Regions from separate parts of the Mus musculus genome. Here region 1 is linked to region 2. The links are chromatin loops, found by intact Hi-C in ENCODE. Cell type or tissue: heart. All regions are shown on one strand. Each heading gives the region's core, and the rest is flanking DNA. Links, peaks and the distances in the headings are about the cores only.

What was found. Peaks named below come from ENCODE experiments on the same cell type or tissue, not always from the same donor. Only the 100,000 strongest peaks of a DNase experiment are listed, where the experiment ranks them.
Region 1: a loop joins it to region 2, with 2.4 times the contacts of the local background. A loop is called at or near these places in 1 of 42 quality-filtered maps.

What each region holds. Positions count from the first base shown.
Region 1 is chr13:80,988,690-80,991,608 of GRCm38, forward strand. All of the region lies in intron 1 of 9330111N05Rik (RIKEN cDNA 9330111N05 gene), which reads left to right. Among named protein-coding and RNA genes, the nearest start is that of 9330111N05Rik, 26 kb to the left of the region's middle. In heart, for the core only: no CTCF peak of the experiment used is centred there; a DNase peak (open chromatin) is centred at 1,262; H3K27ac peaks cover 373 bases.
Region 2 is chr13:81,132,810-81,135,728 of GRCm38, forward strand. All of the region lies in intron 87 of Adgrv1 (adhesion G protein-coupled receptor V1), which reads right to left. Among named protein-coding and RNA genes, the nearest start is that of Gm32639, 31 kb to the left of the region's middle. In heart, for the core only: a CTCF peak has its summit at 1,414 (motif pointing left); a DNase peak (open chromatin) is centred at 1,812; H3K27ac peaks cover 1,284 bases.

The DNA.
Region 1 (2,919 bases), core at 125-2,624, 140 kb before region 2:
ACAGGGATGCTTTCAAGGAACCTCCTTCTGTCTACAGTTTACTGACAGATTTCAGCCCCTGGGTTAAGCTAGAGTCAAGGAATACAGTGTTTCCAAGGGCAGAGGAAACAGACTATGAGCACAGTAGTGTCTGTGTGACTGAGGGGCATGCTGGAGATTCTGTTGCCGAAAACATGTAAATGTGCTTAATGAAATTTAAAAATAAACAAGAAATTGGTGACACAATGCACACCCTACCTAATATGTTTGGGTGTATGGTATCAAATATGACTCAAGCAGAGAAATGTGGTGCCCGTATTTCCTCCAGCACCCCTGTTACCCTCCCATGTTCTGTACATAGATGCTGTGTCCTGCTCTGAGGGGCCTATATGATGGCTTGGGATTGTTTTGTTTTGTTTTGATTGTCTTACCTGGGGCATGTTAGCAGATGTGGTTAAATCCTAAAGTTCTGACTACTATCTCTCCCATGATTTTTCTATGGCCCACTCTGCTCTCAAATTTACCATCTGCCCCGGCCTCCCTGTACTGAAGTGACAGGTTGCATGCCACTATTATAATGGTTTTGTTTTCCATGTTTGGAATTCCTTCTTGTCATTTGCTTTCCTGGCAAGCCTGTCCTCACTAAAAACATGTGTTATATTGCTTCAAAAGTCTTCCTGGAATTCCCTAGACAGACTTGCTTGTATTTCTCTGTACTGTTAACCTTTGATGGTATTATTGTTTTTATGGGATTGTGGTACTACTTAAGGCATATTCACTAAAATACAAATGTCCTCACAGGTACGAGTGTCTTTTGAGTCTTCTTGTGTTCATTCTCTAACTCTGGCTCAATCTCAGACACAGAAGGTTCCCAAGAACTGTGGGTTGGGCACGACTGCACCTTAACAACATTCTCTATGCACACAGTCAGCCCTTTACTCAGTTCAGCCTCTCCAATGGTAGGTATTTCCTGGATGTGCGTGCGCTGGCTGTTGCCCTGCTCCGTGCTCCCCATCCCTGTGAGTCAGATCGCTTCATTATGTAGGGGGATGGCATGACTTCTGCTCTTCACAAATTTTATTTCTAAGAAGTGATGTAATCTGTGAGTATACACAAAACTTACAGAGGCATCACAATTTAATTTAAATATATAGTGATTATTAAGCAGAGGGGTCTGGAGGCAGACAGAGCTGACCAGGGAAAAAGACCCATGACATGAGTTGGGCACACAGGGAAGTGTGGCATTGTACCAGCCTGGCTGTCCTCACTCACCCCTCAGCTGCCTGCTGACAAAACAATCACGCCCTCTGCTCGGCAGCTGAACTATTTTCAGTGGACTTGAAGTCCAGACACACACACTTATCTCTCCCTTCAATGCTGCACAATTGGCACGCCTTAAAATGGAAATCTTTTCAAATTTGATCTTTCGTGAATCTAACATCTCGTTAGAACAAAGCATACTTGCCAACTTTTGGGCCAACTGCATTCTTCAACTGCGTTCTTCTATCTAGCAGCCTTGAAATAGCGTGGTGATAAGCATGGATCTTCCCATCGATTAGGGAAATCCTAACTCCGATATTAGTCTCTTCCATAATGTTCCAAGTGGCAGGGGATAGCACTGTCATTTTTGCAGACAGTGGTAGAGGTAGTTACCTCAGGGAAACAACTTTGTTTGCAAAGGGCGTTAAACCTAAAGGAAGTGAGGCACTCACCTGTTCCATGATGATCCACCTGTTCTTTAATGCTGACGAGACATTATAACTAACACATAACCAAGCAATCTAATAGTAACAAGCTCATAGGTAACACCAAATCTTCTCGTGAGTTAAAGTATAGATATGACTGAGACCTTATTTCATGAATATGAAAGACAAAGAAGTATGAGAAATTGCCCAAGGTTTGAAAGAAAATATAGAGATTTGTGTTCCAAGCTTGCGGCCAGTTGTTCATGTAGGGTCTGAAAATCCTAAAACAGACTTAAAAACTCGCAAGATGTCTTGTGCTTGTAACAGTTTTTTTTTCCCTCCCATGTGGGGACTTAGGAAACTCTTTGCCATGAGGTTGGAACTCCGAAGAATTATAGCTGAGAATAAGAGTGAGCTGGGAGCCAATTGGCTATGTTTAGGGTGGTAGGTTGGGTCCAAAGTACATTTATCATTGAAATTGTAGTAAATGTTGATGAGAGACCCAGATAACCCAAAGCAAGCATTATCCTAATTCACAAATTATGCCAACACATAACTGTTAAAAGGCGAATTTGGATGCACAATAGCAAATAACCAGGACCACAGGGAAACAGAAAACCATAACTAAAATAAAAACTGTCCTGGAAAGACTTCAGAAATCTTATCACCAGGAAGGAATTTTTGAAACAATGTCTTCTCTCCTTCCAGAAATAAAAGACAAGGTTTAGAATCACGTTTCAGAACTGAAAACAAGTAAGTCATATCAGAATTACAAAGGACCAGATAAAAGAAACTAGACCTGCAAAATTAAGTAACTAGAATGAGTAACTCAAAGAGTAGATTTAATAGCAGTCTCAATGCAATTAAAGAGAGAATGTATGGTCTGAATAACGGAACAGAAAGAGAGATTAGGTCACACATGGACCTAATAAGTAAGTGACAGACCACATGGAGGGAGAAGTCACATTGAGAAAGCATCAGATATAAATGAAGTAGAGTATTTGAAGAAATAGTAGCTCAAAATCTTCCAACCTTGAAAAGAAACAGTAAAGCCACATTCAATAGTCTCAAGGCAAACAGATAGTTTACCGTACCCTGTGTGAAACTGCTATAAACAATTACAACCAGAAGGCTAAGTCGTAAGAGAAGCCTGAGGCAAGGGCAGGCTATTTGTTTTTGTTGTTGTTGGGTTTTTTGTTTGTTTGTTTTGTTTTTGTTTTTAGAGACAGGGTTTCTCTGTGTAGCCCTGGCTGTC
Region 2 (2,919 bases), core at 93-2,592:
AGAAGCCTGCTTGAAAGCTTTGTGTCTGCAAAGAGTTGCTCAAGTTGCATTATGCAGCAACTGGTTAAAATTGCCAAATTGTCTCTTTCGTTTCTGCAAAAATGGCAAACGTTGCTCTTTTGCTTCTATAAAGGTCATTATGGTTTAAAGTGAAAACACACACACACACACACACACACAAACTTGGGTCATCGACTTGTTATTGAATTTGAGACGTGTTTTTGTTTACTAGTAAAATAAATCTAAGGATGTTTCTGTGGCTCCCAACCCCAGAAAGACAATCTCACAATGCAGCTAATGACTTTCTGTTCCTTTCCTTGTCGCTCAGGATCTTTTCCCTGAAAGATGGATCTCACAGCAGCCTGTTTCTAATTACTCTGTGTGCACATGAACTGAATACAAAGTATAGGGGTGCTTGGGTGGCGTGTCATGATCTTTCTCTTGTGCATTCCTGCCCCTTTCACAGTTTTGAAGATAATATAATTGTGGAAATAAAGTTCTTAACGAATGCATCTCAAAGTGGCATTTTCCAAATGTAACCAGGAAAGAAGTCAGCTCCTTTTTATAGTTGGTGAGGCATCACTGAGCAGGCATCAGCATGCGTATACCCAGAAGAAGAGAAAGAACAACTTGTGCAAGCCATTGTTGGTCATGAGCACTGCTTACTCTGGCCACAGTAGATTGTGACCTCACAACTCTTTCAAGAAAAATAAAGTGGGAATGCCTGGCATGCGCCGGGCACTGAGGTCAACTTCAGTCACAAATAAACAACAAGTAAAGTAATGAGCAAGCGTGATTTAACAGTCCCAAACAATGCATGTCTGCTGAACTACATCTTCTAGTCTGCTTGTTAATTCTGAGTGTATAGGCCAGGGCATGATTGTCATCACTGACACAACACCCAGCAGTGACATTTTATACAGAAGTTCCTCTTCAGTAACTCCTCACTACTACACTAGTCCTTTTCCTTCTCCTTCTCCTTCCCTTCTCCAACCCCCCCCCCCCCCACACACACACAGCCTGCATCCTTGTGTTCACCCACAGGGGTGTCACAGGACAGAGTTCAGACATGACTTTTGCCAGGATACTGGTATATGAGAGGGAGGGCAGGAGGGGAGAGGGAGGGGCAGGGAGGAGGAGGAGGGAGGAAGAGAGAGAGAGAGAGAGAGAGAGAGAGAGAGAGAGAGAGAGAGAGAAAGAGAGAGAAATCTTTTAAACTCTGAACTGCTAGAAAAACATGAAAATACTGATCTTTTAAAGGACTCTTTAAAAGGGATACATTTGGCTAGGGATATTGCTTAGTGGTTAGAGCACTGGCTGCTCTTCCAGAGAACAGCACTTCAGTTTCTAGCATCCATGTTAGGCAACTTAAAAAATTCAGATGCAGTTCCATAGTATGTAACACCCTCTTCTGGCTTCCACTGGCATCCACATACATACACAGAGCACACTTTACACAATAAAAATACATCTTAAAATTCAATGTGTATCATGTCTTTTTGAGGAGTGAATAAAAAAAGAAACAAACAAACAAAAAGAAATAGGTAAGGACATGACTGGTCCCAGATTCAGCACCAGGTGAATGAAAGAAAGAAATAAAAGGGGGAGAACATGACTGCTCCCAGGTTTGGTAGAGGAGAAAGCCTATTACATATGTGGGAGTCCAGAGATAATATGAGTCATGTAAGGAGACAGCACAGGGAAAGGGAGAGGGGAGAGAGGGGAACCAGGCAGAAGGCCCAAAAGAGAGTAGAAGGCAGGGAACAGATTACCAAACTGGTCAGATTACAGAGCAAGCAAGGGCAGCCCAGTCCCTGGCCTGGAGAAGTTTAGGGTGGGGTGGGGTATGTTAGCCAGGAGGCCCTGTAACAGCTAGGGACTGAGATGATAGGACAATTTTTGATGTGTCACATAGGCACCTCAGCCATCTGTCTCAAGTTTGAAACCCAACAATGAGAATGTTAGGAAAGTTTCCACTGCTGTGATAAACTTGACTCATACAAAAGTTTTATTTTGGTTCAAAGCTTCAGATCCTGGTAGCTCCCTTCACTGTTCTTACGCCGACGGGGGTGGGGTGGAGTGGGGGAGGGGTAACAACACCAAGGTAGAAGTGTGTGGCATGAGAACCTTTCTTATCTCATGACAGCTAGTAAATACTGAGGGGCAATAGGGCTCAGTGGGACAGAGTCCTAATAGCACCTTTCTAGGGCATGCCTGCCATGCCCTAGCTTTCTCTCTACTAGGTTCTACCTCCAAATGTTTCTAACACTTGCTGGAGTACCACCCTCTGGGAGCAAGCCTTTAACACATGAACTTTTGAGAAACATTTAGGACATTAAGCAGAACAGATGGGTCATGTAAGCAATACTGTTTACATAAACAATAGCTATGAAGATACAGTGATCCTTCTGTATGTGGGGAGGGTTGCTCCAGGGTTCTACTGAGGATACCATAACCTGTGCATGTTCAAGTCCTTCTTGAAAGTATTTCCATATACTGATGCACAAATTCTTATATTTCCATATGTCATTTAGACTACTTGAAATACCTAATCCAAGGTAGGGTCTGTATAAATTGTTTTATACAGATTATATAAATATAACATTAATACTATATTATCTAGGCAATAATGACAAGAAGACAAATAGGTTTGTGTTCAGTACAGGTATGATTTGTTAAGAATGTTTCCTATCTGTATTGGTTGACTCCTGACATACAAACCCGTGGAAGGATGGAGCTCTCTGGGCCCTTGGAGGTGGAGAAAACTTAAAGTCAGGGCCATCATAACACAGAGTTCTTGGGGTAAATGACTTGATGCCAGAGAATGCATTGAAAATTCTTAGGCTCAGAGAGGAAGTGGATGATTAGAGCAGAGACTTAAGTACGCCGGTCAGAGAGGCCTACTTCACTTCCAGGTCA